Regions from separate parts of the Mus musculus genome. Here region 2 is linked to region 1. A link is a loop called in an ENCODE intact Hi-C map of the cell type or tissue named here. Cell type or tissue: left cerebral cortex. All regions are shown on one strand.

What was found. A loop is a pair of places that touch in the nucleus more often than their neighbours do. Peaks named below come from ENCODE experiments on the same cell type or tissue, not always from the same donor. Only the 100,000 strongest peaks of a DNase experiment are listed, where the experiment ranks them.
Region 2: a loop joins it to region 1, with 3 times the contacts of the local background. A loop is called at or near these places in 3 of 42 quality-filtered maps.

The regions. Positions count from the first base shown.
Region 1 is chr16:72,217,637-72,225,636 of GRCm38, reverse strand. It overlaps a transcript of Robo1 not described here. Among named protein-coding and RNA genes, the nearest start is that of 8030451O07Rik, 13 kb to the left of the region's middle. In left cerebral cortex, a CTCF peak has its summit at 7,431 (motif pointing left); DNase peaks (open chromatin) are centred at 3,345 and 7,423.
Region 2 is chr16:72,352,713-72,360,712 of GRCm38, reverse strand. It overlaps a transcript of Robo1 not described here. Among named protein-coding and RNA genes, the nearest start is that of 8030451O07Rik, 120 kb to the right of the region's middle. In left cerebral cortex, a CTCF peak has its summit at 3,973 (motif pointing left); DNase peaks (open chromatin) are centred at 3,977 and 4,945.

The sequences.
Region 1 (8,000 bases):
CCTTACTCATTGCTGGTTCTAAGGTCTGGAGAAATTGCTCAATCCATACAACACAAATACCTTGAAAGGCCTTTAATGTATCAAGTGTCGTTTGAATAGAGTGAAGATAAAAATTCCTAATAAGATTTCATGAATTCCGAATAAATCCAGATATGAAGAAATCAAGGGATTCTTTTTCTCCATAGACTTCATCTAGTTTTGCCAATTTTACTTAATATATAAACCAACATAGCTAATACTCCAAGTTCACATATTTCAAGGTATTTGAGGTATGTGCACATACTTCAGGGAACCCTCCAAAGCTGCGAGAGAGAGGAGACAGAAGCAGGGTTGCACTATTTTAAAGAATGAGTCATGAAGTCCTAGGAGATGTTGCTAATTTCTTTGAGTTAACTTGTAAAATGTGTTAACATCTTTGTTGTTGCATTCTTTATTCTGTGTCTCTGTCGTACCCTACAGAATTGAGTTGTTACTGTGAAATGACTTTAAAAAAAAGAGGAAAACAGAACCCTATGGGTACTTTTCTTTTCTAAACAGGAACAATTTCATCACATAGATTTCATCATAATCATCAGGATAAAATAATGTGTAAAAAGTACTAAGACCAGGCATTAAACTGGAGAAAGACAACAGACACGGTACTGAGACCTTATGGGAGAGAAGCCCTGTGTCCAGCATTCAGAGATAAACAACCTCAAACAGAAACAGTACCATGGAAAGAGATTATACCAGGAGGGAGAGGAATCCAAACACTTCAAAGTTTTCTTGAGGAAATTATGATGTGTCTTTTCTCACTAATGGAAGAAGCAGATCTTCTAACTTAAAGTGCCTATTATATATAAAAACAGAGACAGGAAAATATAATAAAAGAAGTCAAAGCTTAAAGGAATTGAAATTGTGCTGTTTGGATTAAACACAATGAATCAACAGTAACTCGGCCTTCGCATGGAATATGGTATATATAGCAGAGGAATTAAGCTTTGGAGATGAAAATTAATTTCCAATTACTGATGTGTAAAAATTCCAGGAGACAAAAGAAACTTACGTGAAAGCTAACAACCGGAAGGGCCATAGCAAACAAATGGACAGTGTAGTTAAGGGACTCTAAGAACCCATTTCCAAGAGTTTTCACTGATCTGTACCTTTTTAACTGTGACATTTAATAAGAAAACACGAAACAATGCAACCTAACTTTATATGTTCCATGACTGAAAACTAACAGACTATCTAGAGTAACTTAATTGTGTAATAATATATGTGTAGGCTTATATTGTAACACTTCTTTTAAGAAGAGAAAACACTGAGGCATATTAAAAAAAAGTCCTTCAGTTTTAAAGAAAAGAAAAAAACAGAGAAAAGTCATTACAATATGACAATTAGCATGAACTCAAGCTATACCTTCGGTTCCAGGAAGGTAATTAAATTACTGTTTCATGTAAAGTCCCTCTGCCCCCATGTCTAGTAAATTCACTACATAACTGAGAAGTAATTCAATTTATACTGACATCTTTATAGAGCAATTAAGTCATTGTTTGACCTACATAAGCCAAGGAGAATGCTGCCTTGTCAGAGCTAGCATTTACACTGCAGGGAATTTAATCAAAATATCCCGAATTAGCCATGGTCGACAGGAGTCTATTCTCTGGTCTTTCTGATTGTTGATTGCCAGGCTACTGATTTGCTTCCTTTAGCATATACTAGTGAAGTCTAAACATGATGCTGTTGTTTAATTTACAAGAAAGTTAAAATCAAACCTATGTACTTTATTGGCAAAACTCAATTGCCCCAAAAGATCCGAAGATATTATGATTTTGACACTTGTGAAGCTTTAGAAGGTGTGATTGCAGTGGGACACATTTTCAGATCAAAGGCTTAGTATACACTTCACTTTTCAAGATGAAGCCATTGTCCTCAAAGCTCCTTGTTCTGTAGACTTGTCACTCTATGCGCCATCAATCATGATGGTGATTATGACACTGCTCTTTGCTTTTGGAGGCAGGTAGCTGGACCATTAAGGAGCCTGGATAGAGGATATGGAGAAGAGTGTGAAATGTAGGCTGCCTGGGGGGTCGGGGGGGGGGGAGAAGAATGGGAGGGCCCCAAGCTGATGCACTCACTGACAAATTGTGCAACTTGTCTGGACAAAAGAAAGAATGGAACTAAGTAGTTTTACTCAGTGGCCTCAGTTCCAACCAGGACATTTTGCTCAGAACTAAGACTCCGTGTGTGTGTTTGTGTGTGTGTATGTGTGTTTGTGAGTGAGTGTGTATGCTATTTCCACCTCTCTGATATTCTTGTAGTATTGAGTACAGTCTGTTGTCCAGGTATTTCTTAAAGAATTTAGATATAGCATTATTCTGTTAAAGCTTTTTGCAAAAATTAAACATTAGAAGATGAGCTATGGTTTATGAACCCATTGTAAGTTTTGTTTGTACACTACAATATTTTTCTTTTGTCATTTTTACTTACATGTCATATCTTTGGCTAAATATTAGGGTCCACAATCTACATGACTCATTTAAATGGATTAGAAGAATCCCCTATCTTTCACCCCCTCTGTGTGTGTGTGTGTGTGTGTGTGTGAGAGAGAGAGAGAGAGAGAGAGAGAGAGAGACAGAGAGACAGAGAGACAGAGAGACAGAGAGAGACAGAGAGACAGAGAGACAGAGAGACAGAGACAGAGAGAAATAGAGACAGACAGAAAAACAGACAGAAACATAGACAGACACACAGACATCAGACTGTGTATGATATAAAGAACCTATAATGATTTTTAATTCAGTGGTTGAAGTCCTTTGTCTTCTACATAAATACTTCTCAGCACTAGATATAAATTCAAACAAAGAAACTAAAATGAATGCATCATTATATATGCAGTTTAATATTACAGATGACACACTCACTGGATTTTTATTGAATCTAAAGAAAAGAATCTCATCATGTCTACATTTTTTAATGTACCCCCTCTGTAAAACAAGTGTTTTACTATTTGACAAAATTCTAAGGACTGGACCTATACACTTTACAATATTTCCACATCGAATGTTGCAAAGACATGAATCTATGAAGCTCAAATAAATGTTTGGCCAATGTTATGCTTTCAATTTTAAAATAGGTTTGATTTGGAGAGGTTGATCTGGCCAATAAAACACAAATTTCCACAAGCCTTCTGTGCTGAGTTTCTTTTCTTAACAGAGCCTGAAGTGGGCAGACTTCATGGCTCATAGCAGCATGCATGCAGTCAACACAAGAGCCTGAAAAATCGTCCAAAGCAGCCCTCATGTATTATTAAAGCCAGCCCAGCTTCCTGCACTGCTGAACAATGCTGAGTGTCCTCTACCAACAAATTCAATCCGCAGGCTGTCTGAATGTTCGCCAAGGCTCTGCATTGCCTGCACATGGCAGATATAATTGGTAAAATGAATGAAGAATTTCCTATTCTTACTAGGCAGTAGTCCAGATAGGAGATAAGAATAACTTCAATAGCTGAGCTAGCATGTGAAAAGGGCTCTGCTTTTCATATAACACTTATTGTGAAGATGCAAATTTCCCCTCAACCAGCAAGGCTCTCTGTGGCTGTTCACACACATTCCTTTAACTGTTAAGAGTTTGTGTCTTCAGTGGCTTATTTTTTGAGTTTTTTTTTCAAATTCCATTTGAGATAGTCTAATAACCTCTTGGAATTTTCCAATCATATAGATGGACAAATATTTACAAAATATCATTAGTGCTATATTATTTACACACGCAAAATGATATATAAAAAAACTTAGATTCAGTGCTCACTGGAATGATGCCCAGCTTAATGAAAGTTAATACAGTTATTGCCTTGAAATGTTTTAAGTGTGGAATGTTCCCTCTAAAGGATGTGTAAAATTTTATAAATCATCTCTGGCTAAGAGGTATGTAATTTTTTTTTTTAGAACTTCAAACGTGAGAAATTGTATGAAAATTACTCCTCTTCTCTTTCAACCTCTTGTGTCTCCTACCAAATTAATAATTCCTTCTTTAAATATTATTACATGTTAGCCATAATGATACATCAAACACACACACACACACACACACACACACATACACACACGTGAGTCTATTTCGTGTCACTGTTAGGTACATGTGTTCAGGATTCCCACTTGGAATAGATAAGGCAACCTCTGGGCCAACTCATCCCTACAGGAAGCTGTTGGTCTTTTCTCAGAAACCATTAATTTATACATGATTAATTGATGAGTGTAGCACTTAATACTCTTCCAAAGTCTTCCTTTTGCCAAAGGTGGAGACTATTCCAGAGATACAAAACTGGTCAGAATAAGTGACTGTGGAGTGGCCAACACCAAGTGACACATTTCCAAAAACAAGTTTGACATCTAGGCCTGACAAGAACCCAAGGAGTTGAAGGAGTTTGCAGCCCAGTAGGAGGAACTTCAAACGTGAACAAAACAGTACCCCCAGAACTCCCTGGGACTAAACAACCTACCAAAGAAAACACATGGTGGAACTCATGGCTGCAGCTCCATATGTAGCAGAGGATGGTCTAGTTGGTCATCAATAAGGTATGAAGGCTCTATTCCCAAGTACAGGAGAATGCCAGGGCCAGGAAGCAGGAGTGGGTGGGTTGATGAGCAGGGAGAGGAGGGAAGCAATGGGGGGTGTTTCGGAGGGGAAACTAGGAAAGGGGATAACATTTGAAATGTAAATAAAATTATGTAATAATAATAATAAAAGAAGCATAAAGTTTATAACAGCCAGATACTCTGGATGTTTGCTGCCAGAGATTGTCTGCTGGGTAAGGTATGCAGCCATTTTAGAAAGAATTTTACTGATGTGGTCATATACATCCAGGTGTAATCTTGGTTTAATATATATTGTGTTATATATGCCACTGCATGTGACACAGTCTAAAATAATCACCCCCTGTCCTGCACGTGACTTTCTGTCCAAAGTGTGCTAGGATATGAGTTTCCTTCTAGAATTGGCCAATTCAGTCAGACAGAATGATCACTGGCTATGATACATGATTACAATATCTTTGCATACCCAGAATACCAAAGTTAAAACCTGACAGTGTTTAATCATGCCCACATAGATTATCCACGTAATTGAAAATAAAATAACGGTCACACGAATGTCGCTCACACGAGCTGTCAGAAAAGGCCTATATTCTCTTTACTCAATGATATGTTTTACTTATAACTTTAAACCCTCTCTCATCATTTTTTTTATCGCTCTCACCTTACATATGTATATGAAATGTTTGCAACACAAGGAGCACAAATATGATATGCTATATATCATATTTTAAAACTAAAGATGAAAAAATATGACATTGTAGAAAGTGCACTAGAAAAGGGGAGAAAACTTGTTAATAAAGAAAGGAATGCATGGAGAAATATTGTCAAGACATGATATAGGCTATGTGGAAATTTCTAGTGATACTCCTTAATTTAAAACATTTGTATATTTGAATAATTATTATAACATTGATTCTCTAATTATATAGCTTTAAGAGGGGTTTATGTTATGATTATCAGAAGGCTACCATCTAACTTGCCTTCCCTATTCCCAATATTCATAGAATTTTACTCGACATCATTCTCACACAAAGCTTAAAAATATTTATATATGATTCTTGTGTAGGCTTTTTAAAAAATATACCCATTAAGAAATATTCAAGTATATAATATCTATTATCATTTTACATAGTACTATGTATTTTTCTAGTGTAAAATATAGAAATAAATCTATACTTTAATTAGCTTAGTTATTTTTCCTTATGAGTTGATTCTAATTAATTCCTACTACCAGAAATTAATGGAATCACTTCATTTAATAACTTTTCCAGTTGAAGTACAAAGAAAGAAATGATCAGGTATATATTTCAATTGAGCATACCAATGGGGTGAATTTACCAATAGTAGTCCTTGGTAAAATTATACATGAAGTTTTCATATGTAACACATTATTTTATTTTCCAACTATGGGTATATCTTCTTATCCTCACACAGATAACTGATAACAATAGCAGTTTCCTATAGTCTTGTCAAAGAATTTGTGATCCAAGTTAAAATTCTGTAAGTCTAAGAATTCAAAATTGTTAATACTGTATATCCCCTTTCTATTATATGGTAATGTCAATTTTCTTTTTTGGATCACCTTTCTTTTTCTTTTTCTTTTTTTCTTTTTTTAAATTGTGTCTACTTCCCTTTATAGGTCTTTTTTTAAAATTAGGTATTTATTTCATTTACATTTCCAATGCTATCCCAAAAGTCCCCCCCCCACTCCCCTACCCACCCATTCCCATTTTTTGGCCCTGGCGTTCCCCTGTACTGGGGCATATAAAGTTTGCCTGACCAATGGGCCTCTCTTTCCAGTGATGGCCGACTAGGCCATCTTTTGATACATATGCAGCTAGAGTCAAGAGCTCCGGGGTACTGGTTAGTTCATAATGTTGTTCCACCTATAGGATTGCAGATCCCTTTAGCTCCTTGGGTACTTTCTCTAGCTCCTCCATTGGGGGCGCTGTGATTTGGATGACCTTTCTTAGTCTAAAGACACGCTCAGTATTCCTTCGCTATCTACAAGAGCCTTTTTATATAACCCAGCTCCCATTCTTGAGTCCGTTGTCTTTCTTGTTTCCCTTTATTCATCACACAGAGGCTTATTTCAACATAAGTGATGCCATCATTACAGAATTGCCTATGTCCTTGCGCCATTTACTAATAACCCAACTTCCATCAATTCATTTTACGTTCCTAGAATATTTCCTAGTGTCCATCACTCTCATCCATTCAACATCTTCTTGATTATGACCCTAGAAAACAAAACAAAACAAATGATCTCTTTGGTATTTTCAGCCAACTTTTCAGTTGTACCATGGCAATCTCCCTTGCCGAAGAGCCTCTTTCCATTCCACTGATCCGACAATGTTCTCATGTCCTGGTATTTTTTTCTTCGTCAGATTTGACCTCCTTTAAATAGATCTGAACCTATGGTTAGCAATCATGGTTCTTAAATCTTTACCTCTAGGTCGGCCAACTGTTGCATTGTTTACATTCTGATCTGAAGACTTAAATATGATATAGAGAGCACCAAGCTTTAAATATGGTAAAAATTTCAGTTATATATGTAATACAAAATTACTATTAATACATAATGATTATTTGGCGTTTTCTATATGATAGAAGTTAGTAACAATCATAGTAGGTATTATTACTATACTAGGAAATAGCTCTGTGAAGAATCCCATTCATACCTTTTATTGCCAAAGAAATTAATAGGAAAAATGTGCAAATGAGTGAATGTTTGGGATTCTAAGGAATGACTGAATCTTAACTTTTAGGAAGAGATTATCTCCTGTAAGTAAAATGCAATTAAATGTGGTTTGTGTGATTATTGGCTAGCTAGACTCAGAGCGCCATCTGGTGGTAAGAAAGTAGAAGTGTATGAGGAAATAAGGAGCTTGTATTGAAGTAAAATTGTGGAACAACACTTGTGTTCTCCCTTGCCTAGAATGATTACCGTCAGAGTTATTCAAATGTAATGTGGCAACGCCTGAGACTCTATTCTCACACTACTTTGGGTGTTATAGAAGAAGAAGGGAAATGTTTTGGATACTGAGTGAGCCGTATGGAAAAGTTAGTAAATATTGGAAAACTTGCATTTTTCCATTCAAGTCACACAAGGGCTAGTTAGAGATATCTCTGGCCTCTGTGACTGGGTGGAATTCTCCCAGGCAGCGCCAAGCTGCAGCGTTTCAGTTCCCAAGCGAACCATGCCATAGCACTCTGTTGTAGAGGGCAAGATCAAAAAATCTCAAAAACGTCTCAATGGCTATTGCGGCTTTGCTCAGATTGTGAGATTCTTACCATTCTATTCCACTGTGCAAACTGTGTTACCTGGTTAAGCTCAAACAAGGAGAGAAGTTGCCTCACAATGAGATATGTCACATGAGGACATATCCTAAATATAGCATTAGTATGTATCTAAGTCAAGAAATGGAA
Region 2 (8,000 bases), 140 kb before region 1:
GAGCTCCAGGAAAGTAGGAATTTAAATTAAGTACTACTTTTTTTTTTTTTTTTAAATTTTTACAATGAAATAGTCAGGGAGAGCTGTTTGCCTATAGAAAGACACAAACGATTATACAAAATTACACTCATTTGTGTGCTTTGATGTCACAATTCAGCAATGTTTTGAAGTACTTAGCATGCATTTTCCTATGCTCAACAATTTTTTGCTACGCAAATTAAAAATAACTGCAAGTTAGGCAACATATTATGGTTTAATATCAAGCTAGGGGCCTTCTTTTCTTCACAAATATCTACATATAAATCAATGGATTGCCACTTAAAATGTATTTCCTCAAAGACAAGTCATAACATGCCTCCTTTCCTACTATAAGATTCCCTTATCATTTATCTCTGCTTCTAAGTTAATTATAAAAATGCTTGCAGCCAGTGAACTCCCTGCTTGCCCAGTCAGCGTCTTAGACTAGATTCATCTTCCAGCATCTCTTAATAGAAACTGAATCCCATATCAACATGCTATATTGGCATAACGGTGAAGCAGCAAATGAATCACTCAATTAATTCCCTGATAAATATTAACAAAGTCATGCATTACTGCTACAGTGTCTAAAGTCAGACTATGCCTTTCCATTTTCCTCCTTGGGTCTCCTTTAAAAAGTGGTTTCATTTTAGAGAATAAACACAATGAGAGGTGCTCTATAGTCCTGGATTAACAAAAAAGAAAACCATCATTCTTTTTCATTTGTTTTCCAAGCTGAAAAACAAAAGAACCATATTTGACTTCTTAGCTTGACTGATTGTGGTTGCTTCTAAAATAGTTCTTATTTGTAACTTACATTCATGGTTCTATTGACCTGGTTTTAAGAATCTAAGAATCATGGTTTGTATGTATTTTATATTTCTTATTCACTCTTTGTAAATAAAATAAAGAGTGCCAGATTTCACCCTTTGCTTAACTTTTCCCTGCCAACTATGAAATCAGCTACGCATGTCTTGACCATTCAATGTATAATATAGAAGCTACAGGTTTTACTAATATTGGTATGTCTGGAATTATGAAAAAAATCCAAGAGAGAAAGAGAATTAGAGTTTCCTGTACAATGGACCACTGATGGAAAGACCTCACAGTGATAGGGAGAGAGATTTAGATTGTGGCAGGAAGGACTCCAATGCTTATCTAAACATGAGCTTGATAGACTGTAGTAGAATTGTATGGAGGGTCTCAGAGGAAGCTTCTCTGAAATTGATGATGATACTGGAGCTACACATAAAGGAAGAAGGGAATTCAATCCCCAGATTTCAAACTGAAAGAAAATCTAAAGCAGGTGAAATCATAGAATAGTTTTTGCAATTAAATTATGTGTTAGTGGCATTTAGCACAATAGTATGAACAGTGTGAGAGATTTTAGTATGTGTGTGCTGAAAATGTCTTAGATGGCATTCTAATGAACTTTATGCTTTAGTAAAGTTTACTGAGTATACCTTTTAAAAGGGATTTTAGGCAGGTATGTTGGTGAGACTTTATGGATGGAACTGCTAACATTCCTGGTAGCCACAATGTCCCCAAAAACAAACAGGAAAGCAAACATACAAAACAACAACAACAACAACAACAACAACAACAACAACAAAAACAAAACAAATGAAACAAGAAAAAAAAAACACAAACAAAACAAAACCCAAAACCCAACCCGTGTTGGTTTGTAGATGCTTGGCCCAGGGAGTGGCACTATTAGGAAATGTGGCCTTGTTGGAGTAGATATATCACTGTGGGTATGGGCTTTAACATCCTCACCCTAGCTGCCTGGAAGCCAGACTTAGCTAGCAGCCTTCAGATGAAGGTGTAGAACTCTCAATTCCTCCTGTACCATGCCTGCCTAGATGATGTCATGTTCCTGCCTTGATGATAATGGACTGAACTTCTGAACCTGTAAGTCAGCTCCAATTAAAGGTTGTCCTTATAAAAGTTGCCTTGGAGGACCAGCAGTCTCAATTAATCTGGACCCCTGAGATCTCTCAAACACTGGACCACCAAACAGGCAGCATATACCAGCTGATATGAGGCCCCAAACACACATACAGCAGAGGACTTCTGCATCTGTGTTTATTCAGAGAAGATGTAACTAACCCTTAAGAGACTGGAGGCTCCAGGGAGTTTAGAAGTCTGGTGGGGTGGGGGTGGAGATGTGGGATGTGGACCAGATGAAGGGTAGATGTGTGTGGGGGGATGGAATATGGAATGTAAAAAAAAAAAAAAAAAAAAAAAAAAAGAGTTGCCTTGGTTACGTGTCTGTTCACAGCAGTAAAACCCTAACTAAGACACAACCCAAACCAAACCAAAAGAAAACAAACAAACAAACAAAGAAACAAACAAAAACAAAAACCAAACCAAAACCCCACAAAATACTGTTCTATTCTCCTGGATTTACAATATTTCCTACTTCTTTTCTTCTTCTTTCTTTTCACAAGTGTGAGTGTGTGAGTATATGTGTGTGTGTGTGATATTAAGTAATGAAAAAGGAAGCCATGAATTTAATGAGAGAAGGGAGGGCTGTATGAGATTGGATTGGGTGAAGAAAGAGAAGGGGAAAACAATATAATTATCTTACACCTTCAAAACATAAAATAGTTTATTTTCACGCTTACATGTTCCCTACATGTGTGTGTATGTTTGGGAAACCTCACAGGCCAGAAGATCCCTGGGGCTGGTACACAGGTGACCTGAGATGTATACAGTCCTCTCATGCGATGTAGACTCTGTGTTCTCTCACTGACTATGAAGTTTGGCGGCAAGAGCCTTTGCACGCTGAGCCATCACCCTTGTTAATGTATGGTAATTGTGACACACTCTTCTGTCAAGCCTTTGACACCTTGGTGGAAATTCTAGGTTTAGTCTGAAGTGTACAGCATCTAGTGACATGCTATATAATAATTCAAATTAATGTATCTCATTTGCTACCCTTCATTAGTCCACATAAAGACATTGCCTGACTGTCATCAAATAGTTCATGTTTCTTTTTATGCAGCTGATTATGAATCTTTATTTGGAAGAAGTGAAATGTGTCTTCACTCATAATACAGATTTCTAGGTGTATAACTTTATAATAAAGTAAAACTAACTTCCTCTTTAAATGCGATTAAGATTGAGCCATGTAAAATGGCACAGGAAAATAGTCAGATTGTACTGTAAAGGTTCTTATAGTTAACCTAGAATAGTTTACCCCAAAAAGACATAAAGTGAAAATTTTGTGCATTCAGACCTATTTGGGAATCAAAATTTCAATTCTGGGATCAACAGCAAAAATGAAGAAGAGCTTTCTGTCCATTGAGTTATGGAAGCTGGGTAGACAGGGATCTGAAGGGGTTTGCAGCCCCACAGGAGGAACAATATGAGCTAACCAGACCCCCCAGAGCTCCCTGGGACTAAACCACCAACCATAGAGCACACATGGAGGGACTCATGGTTCCAGCTGCATATGTAGCTGAGGATGGCCTAGTTGGTCATCAATGGGAGGAGAGGCCCTTTGTCCTGTGAAGGCCCAATGCCCCAGTGTAGGGGAATGCTAGGGCCAGGAAGCAGGAGTGGGTGGGTTGGTGAGCAGGGGGAGGGGGAGGGAATAGGAGTTTTCAGAGGGGGAACCAGGAAAGGGGATAACATTTGAAATGTAAATAAAGAAAATATCTAATAAAAAAAGAAAGATGGGTAGAGATGAACTCTTTTCGGTTTAACTCTGAGCTTTATGTTTTCTGGACATACTGTAAAGGAGGGAGAACAATGTCAGCCTAGAAAATAAAACATGTCTGTAGTGCTTGGTCTATTTTATTGTGGCCTGCAAACAAAAACAAATGCATATTAATAAGTCTTTGAATAATTTGAGAGTTTATTGTTTAAGTTTTTCTTAATTAAAAAAAATAAATTATTCTTTTAAACAAATCTCTGCCTAGAAAGTTTTTAAAAGGCAGGTGAGTGCCATCTAGTGGCCAAGACAGTAGACAGATTATGCTAAATTTAGAAGGTGCTTGAATTTGATACAAGCTGCTATCCTAAATATGTTTGAGTGTGTTTGTTTGTATGTGTGTGTGCACACAAAGGCACAGATATTCAAAGGTAAAATTTTAAAGAAATATGTTATATTTCAATAATGAGATAAACATATAGTAATTTTTATTAAATTAAAATTGAACACTGAACGGCAATTTCAAATACCTCACACATAGATAACATATCAAAGACAGAAGTAGGTAGCTTTTAAATATATACAAGGGTCCAGATGGAGAAAACACCATACAAAGGGCCCGAAAGATGAGATAAGCATGCTTTTAGTGTCATAATGTGGCTAATAAGGTTATGAATAGTAGTTTGGAGTGCAAAATAAACATCTATTCTTTTTTGCCTTATGGAGAAATTAGGTTAAAACAGGGTAAAATCTTAGAACATAACTTTTGAGCCAGAGAAGTGGGCAGGTGTCTGGGCAGAGCACCTGAGACTTAATGGCCGTTTCTGAAAGTCTACGTGATTTCTCTCCCTGTAGATTCTGAATAATGTGACCAAGTTTATCCTCATAGTAGATGAATCGTCCTACCTTGAGAGAAAAGATAGGGTCTAGATACATGAAGGGTCCTTTCAGGTTTTAATTGTAATAAAAACCCATGGCACTCCCTCGTCTTCTTGGCTTTCTAGTGATGTGTCTGTTTGACCCAAGCTGAAATTCTGCCTTTTGTTACTTCATTTCCCAAGACTCTAATTAACTCTAGAAAATATCTCTCTTGGGAAAATATCGAGCAGAAAGTTTAGTTTAACTAACAGTGCTGTGATATAAAAATCTCTACAGGAGCCTTTTCTGACCTGTTCCGGGGACTGTACCAAGTTGAACACTGGAAGGCTACAAAAAGCTCCTCACAGCTGGGAAGAGTAGGGAGAAACCCATCGCTGCAGGCCCAATTGCTCTTCGGGAATTCAAAAGAACCCAAAATACTCTTCCTGTCTGAAAATGCTATACTTTCCAGCTAGAGTCTGGGACGGAAAAGGGCACATGAGGTTGATTTATCAGTGATGTAATTTTCTCTCCCTGATGAGGAGAGCTTTTATGTGTTCTAAACGAGCTATCAGAAAAGGAATAAGCCATTCCTTTTCTCAACCATTCACAGGAAACAGGACGGCCCTTGAGACCCAGAGAAGACCAATCACACAGCCTCCTTGCTCGGGCAGCTGGGATTTCTATCTTTTCCTACATACATCTTAAAGCCACTTTCTTGTTAGCTACATTATTTCTTATCTCTTCAACTTGATCACGAAGCATGAAGGGAGAAGGAAATACACGGAAGTATGATAAGCATCCATCTGACTTAGCTATTTTTAATTTTGTGATTGATGATATTCGGGATTTTATGACATCCAAGGAAGCTATTTTTTATATAGAATGTCATCGGATTAACATTTTGATTTTAAAAACAAATGGGGATTGTGTGGCTGCCTGTGCTCAACAAACTCTTTGTAAAGATTCAGTTCTATTGATTTACAGGTATCAAGCTTACATGCATATGTATGTTCAGAAAAATACAGGGAAACATCTGTGAACACACAATGCTTTGGTACACATATGTGACTAGTCATGCAAATATAAACAACTTTACACCTGGATGTACAGACATATTTTTCTTTATGTAATTATATTCTTATTTATAAGCTGAAAGACTTGATATAAAACTGATGACAGTAACTATACAGTCATTAGTATAATCAATCATTTTCAAGAAGTAATTAGTGTACTTTAAACTATGGTCCGATGGAACCTGAAGGCCACCTCCTGTAGCCAGGCCAGAGCCCTAGTGGAGCAATAGAGATGCCAACCCACTCACAAAACTTTCAGCACCAACTTTATCCTGTCTACAAGAAGTGCAGGCACAGGGGATGAAACAAAGACTGAGGGAATGGCAAACCAATAACTGGCCCAAATTGAGACCCATCCATGGACAAGCACCAATCCCTGACACTATTAATGATATTCTGCTATTCTTGCAGACAGAAGCATGTTGTCTTCTGAGACGCTCCACCCAGCAGCTGACTCAGACAGTTACAGACACCCACAGCCAAACAGTGGGTAGAGCCTGTGGACTTTTATGGAAATATACAAGGCCACAGAGGGGATCAGAACTTCAAAGAAAGACCAACAGAATCAACTAACCTGGACCCTTGGGGGCTCTCAGAGTATGAGCCACCAACCAAAGAATATACATGGGCTGGGCCTAGGCCTCTCTTCACATATGTAGTAGATATGCAGCTTGGTTTTCATGTGGATCCTGTACAACTGGAACAGGGCTATCCCAAAAGCTGTTCTTCTATCTGGGCTGCCTTGTATGGACTCAGTGGGAGAGGGAGAGCCTAGATTCACAGATATTTGAAGTGTCAAGATTGGGGGTATCCAGGAGAGCCCCAACCTGTTCAGAGGAGAAGGGGAGGGGAGATAGGGGAAAGATTGTGGGAGGGAGTGACTGGGAGAAAATTAATAAGTAAAAAATTATTATTATTATTATTATTATTATTATTATTATTATTATTATTATTAAACACTATGGTCCAAATTCTGAAAAACTAGAATAAAATTAAACAATAAAGCTATATTTATCTTAGACATGGAGACTACTAAATTCTCAAAGACAGAAGGGATTAACTTTTTTTGTTAATTGTGAATTTTATTGTAATTTAACTACATATTCCCTACATTTTAGTAATTATCCAGTCATTTTGATTTCATTAACATCTTTAACCTGGCTCTGAACATGGGCCAGCACATGACTTCAGTGTTAGCTGCATGTCCTGCTCGTAATAACTGGGCTTTGCAACACTTTCTAAGTACACTGAAATCTCGGTTCCACCCTCCCTCTGACACAGGTTCATGAGATGTTTAATGTTATGGAGAAAGAAAACATTATGTGAAACTGTCCCCAAAGTCTATCAAGTTGCCTGCATGCTACTACTATCTCTTCTGTCCATCATATTAAAACACAACCCTCTTTCTCCCTGGACTTCTGTCCTGGGCTATATTTACCGCAGACTTTTGTACCTGACAGTTCCAGTCCTTCTTGTCACACACTCCGGTTACGTCTACCTATTTTTTACTGCCTTTTGGGGTCAAACCATACTCTAGTTCTTAATTTGACTGCTAACCAAACATCTGGAAGCAGTATATTTAATTTCTTTAACCTTGCTTTCTTCACCTGTATAAGGGGAATAACAGCAGGTACCTCATCAGATCAGAATGATGAATGAATTAGAATAATCACTAATGTAAAACGGCAGGATGAAGTCACTGGATAATACTATGCTGCTATTTTATCTCTAATTGGTCTTCAAATAAGGTTGTTCCCTCGTGGGAAGACAGAAATTTCTCTTAAGATAAACATTCGCTTTTCAGTTGTAAACTTAATCTGCTTGTCTCTCCTGGGATGGCACGACTTATGACAGTTGTTATCTCTTCTTCTTTGAACTGCCATCCTGGTTGCTCTTCTACTGCCTTTCCAATTAACCACGTCACAGTAACTTCTCAGAAGACGCTAATGTCATCTTCCTGTGGGAAGACTCATCTCAGTCGCCTTACTATTTATGTTTGTGTGTGCATGTTCATGTGTGTGTGTGTAGGTAAAACATACCACAACACAATGCAGGTTTGGCACAAGGGTCTCTCTTGTATACCCCTTCACACACCAGACTAGCTGACTCTAGAGATTCCTATATGAGTGCTAGGTTTAAAGATGTGTGTGTGTGTGTGTGTGTGTGTGTGTGTGTGTGTGTGTGTGTGTGTGTGTGTGTGTGTGTTTGTGTGTGTGTGTGTGAGTGTGTGTGTGTGTGTGTGTGTGTGTGTGTGTGTGTGTGTGTGTGTTCTAGGGATCTGAACTCAGGGAGCCAGGCTGCCAAGTCACTTGCTTTATCCACTGAGCAATCTCCCAAGCCCTGTAGTTGCAGTCTTGATGTAACTTAGCATTCTCTACTAATACATCTGT